Regions from separate parts of the Homo sapiens genome. Here region 1 is linked to region 2. A link is a contact called in ENCODE Hi-C or POLR2A ChIA-PET data. All regions are on one chromosome and are shown on one strand. Each heading gives the region's core, a stretch centred on a gene start or an enhancer-like site at or near the end of the contact. The rest is flanking DNA. Distances are from core to core; before and after follow the strand shown. Region 1 holds the start of SNTG2 (syntrophin gamma 2). Region 2 holds the start of LINC01939 (long intergenic non-protein coding RNA 1939).

Evidence for each region. A loop is a pair of places that touch in the nucleus more often than their neighbours do. ChIA-PET counts read pairs that join two places held with the same protein, here RNA polymerase II (POLR2A). Pooled maps may share reads with other maps.
Region 1: POLR2A ChIA-PET joins it to region 2 with 11 read pairs in A673. The contact joins the promoter of SNTG2 here to the promoter of LINC01939 in region 2. A Hi-C loop is called at or near these places in 1 of 37 single-sample maps with no recorded cell type and 1 of 50 pooled maps. POLR2A ChIA-PET finds 5 or more read pairs at or near these places in 3 of 52 experiments (A673 and WTC11).

Annotation. Positions count from the first base shown.
Region 1 is chr2:949,489-952,297 of GRCh38, forward strand. SNTG2 (syntrophin gamma 2) reads left to right here and starts at 1,361. Exons shown (of 17, transcript NM_018968.4): 1 at 1,361-1,580. The coding sequence starts at 1,509. SNTG2-AS1 (SNTG2 antisense RNA 1) reads right to left here and starts at 1,904. Exons shown (of 3, transcript NR_136151.1): 1 at 1,797-1,904; 2 at 423-898; 3 at 146-313. RefSeq lists a silencer at 1,270-1,399.
Region 2 is chr2:903,746-906,729 of GRCh38, forward strand. It overlaps LINC01939 (long intergenic non-protein coding RNA 1939), which reads right to left and starts at 1,706. Exons shown (of 4, transcript NR_110179.1): 1 at 1,475-1,706.

The DNA of each region.
Region 1 (2,809 bases), core at 111-2,610, 45 kb after region 2:
TTAAACTGAGTGCTAAGAAGTGCTGGCAGACTGCCGTGAAGGTGAAACAGGAATACAGAGAATAGAGAAATGGGGAAGGGCGTCTGTGTTCGAAACCCAGGTCTGCTCAGGGGTCAAGCAAGTCGGAGTCAGAAAAAGTAAAGTGTTTAACATCGAGTTTTCAATATTTATTTGTTTACAATGCGTCACATTCTGCTCCTAGATAGGGTTAACCTCTGAAGACCTCAGATTTCGCTGCTTTTCCTTGCCGTGGAGAGGGAATAAAACGGGCATCGTGGCCTCCGCGATGGGCGCTCGTGCCTGGGTCGAAGGACTGGGGGGCGGAGGATTTGGAAAGGGAGAAAAATACGGGCTGGCTTCTTTTTAAAAAATGTGGGTAGCCTTGCCTGCCCCCGCCGCACTGGAATTTATCCTAAACTTACTTTCATTTACATTAAAACAAGACGATTTGAGTCTACCAAACCCAATACTGCATCTGTGAGGCTCCTTTTGGCACAAACCTGAATGAACAGCGGGAAACGCCGTCTCCCCTGGCGTCTGAGATCTGGGGTCCCCTCCCCACCTGGTCTCCTCGCTCCCGCCCCAGCCCCGTGCGCCCCAGGAGGGCACCGCCGAGCGCCGGGTCCCCGCAGGGTTCGGGAGACTCCGCGGACCGGAGGAGGGATAGGACCCCCGAGCTTTGGGGGCGGGAAGGGAGGGTGGAAGGAGGAGGGGAGCGGGGTTGGGGAAAGTTGGAGCTTCGGTATCTTTTCTCCGGGCCAGGCCGTCCTCGGGGCCCTGCGCTGCGTCTCCAAGTGCTGGGAAGACTCCGCGGGGAAAGGTCTGAGGACGCGGCCGGCTGGCACAGGTGTGGCGGCTTCAGAGGGCCGGGGAGAACCCATGGCTTCGAGGCTGTGGACTAGAAATGTCCCTGATTAGAAGCTGAGAACCTTTGGCCAGGGAGGTGGGGCGGCGGGGAGGGGTCGTCAAGCCGGTCCAGAGCGCGCCCACCTGCGCCACAAGGGAGAAGAGGTGCCCCCCGCCCCCCTCCGCCCACCGCCGCCACGATGCGCCGCGGACCTCGGCGACCCAGCCCGGGTAGAAGCGCGCGCTCCCCTCCTCCAGCCTCGTGCGCCGGCCCCTGCCCCGCCAGCCCCGCTATGGTCCCCCATCCACCCCCGCGGGAGCGCCCCTGTCCCCCCATCCTGCACTTCCCCCAGAGTCGCGCGCCAGTTTCCCGCCCCGTGGAAGCGCCCCTCTCCCGACTTCGGCTGATCCCCGCTCGCCGCCCTCCCCGCGGGTGCGCGCCCGGCCCCTCCCTCGCCCGGGGCGGGTCTGCGTGGGCGGTGCTCCGGGTCGGCGGGCGGAGCTCCGGTTCCCCAGCCCTGCGCCCCGGTGGAGCCCGAGCCGGAGCCGGCAGAGGGGCGCGGGCGCGGACGCGGCGCCTGGCGGGGCCCTGGGAGGCTCGGACGGGGTCCTGGCGTTGAGCTCGGCCGGCCCGGAGCGCGGACCCAGCCGCAGGGGCGGCGATGGGCACCGAGGGACCCCCGCCCCCGGCCGCCTCCCGCGGACGCCAGGGCTGCCTGCTGGTACCTGCGCGGGTGAGTGCGGCCCCTCAGCGCCCCTTCACCTCCGGCCCCCCTTCCCTCTCCTTCGCGCCCTTCTCCCCCCGCCCCTCCTCCCTCCACGCCCCCTCGCTCCCCGCGACCCCTTCCCTGTCTCCGGGGACGGCTGGCCGGAGGGTGGGCGCCGGAGCCCCGGGACGCAGTGGGCACCCGCCCCCTGGCCGCTCTGCTCCCTCCAGCCCAGTGTCTTACTGGAAACTTGCAGGCTTTGCTCCTCCAGCGTCTTCCAAGGTTTGGTTTTGAGGCGCCCGGGCTTCCCTTTACTGCGTGGGAAGTAGTGCTTTCCAGAATTTGGGATTTGAGATTGGCCCGGCATTGCTTCCCAGGAGCGGCTCTTTCGGGCCCAGGCGGTGGCTCGGACCGGAGCGTCCCCCCTGCAGCCTTCGGGCGCCCAGGCCAGGTCTGAGTTGGCCAGTTTGAGCCCAGCCAGGTGCATGGCGCGGCCTCGGCAGGTGCTGGGGGCTCTAGGCCATTCGGGGAACCGCTGGGACGCCAACTGGGTAATACGGATTTCTTTTTTGAAGTCTATTCTGGTTCCCACCCTAAATAACTCCCTCTTCACCTTCTTATTTTTAAATAACTAAACTATTGATTGACAGAAAACAGAAATGTTGGCCCAAAGAAAAACGAAAAGTTCTTGGAAACCTTCAAGTTGCCACCCACAGCACAGCCTCGAGTTGTGAAAACAGTTTAAGGGAGCACGTGGCCACCCCAGCCCTAGGAGGCTGCCGAGAAGCGCGGCTGTTAATGAAAATGCATTGACAACCACTCCTTTAGGATTCCTTCCCCAGGAGCTCCCAGTCCCAGGAGCGACCAGGAATACAGTTAGCCCTCCCTTATAGGACAGTGGAGAGACGGTTCAGAAGGCCACGGGTTGAGGGCTGCTACAAATTCCTATCGTCATAATAATGATTCTAAACTAGGACTGTGGTCGTCGCTACTGTGATGTTAAAAAGATTTCTATGTAGAGACAGGTGCATCTTCATTCAAGTAGCACCTTTCTGGGCTTTTACTACAAAATATGAAAATTAAATTTCATGTAAAATGTGGGTGTTCGTTTCTTGAAGTACTTTGTAATATGAATAGCTATCCCACTGTTGCCCATGGTAATCAAACCCGAGAAAATATGCGGGGATTACCTGGAAATAAACCGCAGTAAAAACTGCAGGCGCTGTGGAATCACAGGCTTTCCGTCTGGTCACTGC
Region 2 (2,984 bases), core at 456-2,955:
TTCTCCATGTCCCTCCTGTCCATGTGCCTGGACTTTCCTCAGTGTCCACCACTGTGTTACCTTTGGGATCAAAGGTAGTCGATCTGCTGTTGTATGTTGATTATTTCACCTGCAGGTGATTGAAACACACCACCTCTCTCTCCCAGGCTTGCCAAGGGAAGAGTTCTACGTAAAGTTGTTCTTCATGCTCATCTGCATAGTTATCTTGGAGATGTTTGAAAAGATTTAGATTCAGGTGGCTGCCAATATCTTCAGGCAACCCAAAGTCAAATTAACGTTTTTATTTTATGTAAATCAATGATTAGAAAATTGATTTTACATATTTTACATAATTATCACCATGGGACTCATTATTTTGTTGCCACTCGTCAACCTGTTAATTCTGCATTTATAGTGATTTGTAATAGTTTTTCTAATTAAGGCAAACTAAACGAAATCAGTTAATAACGAAGTAGATTTTATCCCTCATGTACGCTAATATAGACTAACATGAAATCCCATAATTTATCTTATCTCAAAGCACATTTTTATACCAGGCAGCTGATTTGGTTTCTGCCCTCAGTCTATTCTCTCTCACACAGACTCCCCTTTTCTTTTTCTCTGTTTCTGTTTTTCCTGTCCTTCGCACCCTCAGCAGGGAGCTCAACTTCCTGGCACTATTCTCACACACATGTCAGGTGTAAACATCTTTATGGGGGAAACAGGCTCTGGCTGTCTCACAAAGCTTTAGTTGTCATGCACATGTAACACTTTCATTCACTTCTTAAAGGTGATTTACATGAGCCTCGCACAGCTGAGACGTATTTCGCTGCTTACTAAACCTTGAATGATGGTGCGTCATTCTCATTAAAACAAGGAAGCACAGGAAGGTGGAAGTATAAATTTTTGTGAGTGTTTCTGGCCCACTATGAAAGTGCGACAGCGGGCATGGCTGTCTAGGCCTCCCTGGCAGCACTGGTGTGGGGGCTCCCAGGAAGGAGTAGAGGAGGGTTAGGAAAAGGATGGGAGGGCCACGGGCCTGGCAGCTGAGCAGCACCTGGGCCCTCACAGCTCAGATTGCAGAGCAAAGAGGGAGCCACGTGTGGAGGGTGGGGAACATGGAGCGAGAAGGGGAGGGAAGCACAAAAGGGAGCACAAGAGGAGAGAATGGAGGGGAGCATGGGAGGGAGCATAGAAGGGGGCATAGAGGAAACACAAAGGGAGCACTGGGGAGAGCATGAGAGGAACAGGGGAAGCACAGGCGAGGTAGCACAGGGGGGAGCACTAAGAGAGCACACCGCGGAGCTGCCTCCACCCAGGCCTGGCATGAGCAGGGTTGACCCCAGAGCCCAGACCCTTCCCCCAGGAGCACAGGGAACAGGCAGTGTTCCCCCACAGTGGGGGCGGGAAGGAGAGTCCAAGGGCCAAGGAAGGGCTGATGGTCCATTTCCTGTGGAATTGCGCCAACCTGATGGCATCCATAAGGCACACTTACCATGCTTGGGTTCTGTGGTCAAGTCCAGAAGAGGCACGTCCTGCTCAGGGCCCCATCGGCTACCCTCCGTCCCCAGTACCTGGAACTATGTATGGCACCAGCCCTGGGGCAGGCACGGGCCTTGGCTTCTGAGCTCCAGGGATGCCCCAGACCCCCTCCCTTAGCTTCTGCTTCTTGGCCTCACATCCAACTGCTGCAACGGCACCTCTGCACCTGCTGGTGGGGGTGACGCCTGTCCCTTCTGCACCTGCCAGCCAGGGATTATGACCTGTCCTTTCTGTACCTGCCAGACAAGGATTATGACCTGTCCCTTCTGCACCTGCTGGCTGGGGATTATGACCTGTCCCTTCTGTACCTGCCAGGTCGGGGGTGATGCCTATCCTTTCTGCACCTGCTGGCTGGGATTATGACCTGTCCCTTCTGCACCTGCCGGCTGGGGGTTACGACCTGTCTCTTCTGCATGTGCTGGCCAGAGGTGATGTCTGTCCAGTCCACATATGCCGGCATGGGGGCTGACTGGTCTGTCTCTCTACATCTGTGGGCTGTGGTGACTGGTCTGTCTCATCTATCATCTACACCCACCAGCTGGGTATAATGCCACAGACTCTGCCTGCTCCTGCGCTGGCACATGCTGTAGCTCCTGGGGAGTAACCTGAGGAGTTACCTGGGGTGTGTCTGGCGCAGGTGACCTCTGCATGTCACTGGCATTGCAGCAGAAGCCGGCAGAGGACCCAGGCCAGCAGAGCTCCTTCCCTCTTAGCTGTTGGCCAGGAACCCCCTCTCAGGAGCTGAGGGCACCTCTGGATGGAGGGCAAGACAAAAACATGTTCTAATCAGAGAAAATGGTTGGTGGAGTGCTCTAAGTGCAGGATGGGTGGATCTGAGAGCTGGGGGTCCTTTGCTTCTCCCGCCCTCACGGCAGGGCTGGTGCAGAGGGGATCGGCCCAGAGGTCTGAGGGGCTCTAAGAGCAGGAGATAAGAATTGCAGGAAGGTTCCCGGGAGCAGATTTTAACTAAACAGTATTAGTTAAGCTGCATTTCCATAACTAATCAATTTTAATTAACAGAGCCCATGTATCTGGAGTTAATTTTGCTATGTTCTTAATAGGAATAGGAGAATCTTTCCTATAACAGCCATATAGAAAATGTATTTCTTCAGCCATATTCTTTCTAACTAGTGTGGACCTGCTTAAGAATGCACTGTCCTGTATCTTATCTCAAACAGGAATTTATCTAGTCTATATTCGAGATTATCATGAAATCATATTAGTACTTTATGAGCTAAAGCATTTTGAATCACGTTCCAAATATTATGTATACTCCATAATTTCCTGTATAGATCATTAAATTCCCATATATCCCAATTTAAGTAAAAATACATTTTTAATTACCTGAGCTTCATAACCCCAACTTTACCATTTAATTAAAGCACAGACTTATCAAAGTCTCCAAAGCATGGGTGGGTCAAGTTTAATACTCATCTGGCCCACTTTCAATGCCCACTAGGTCC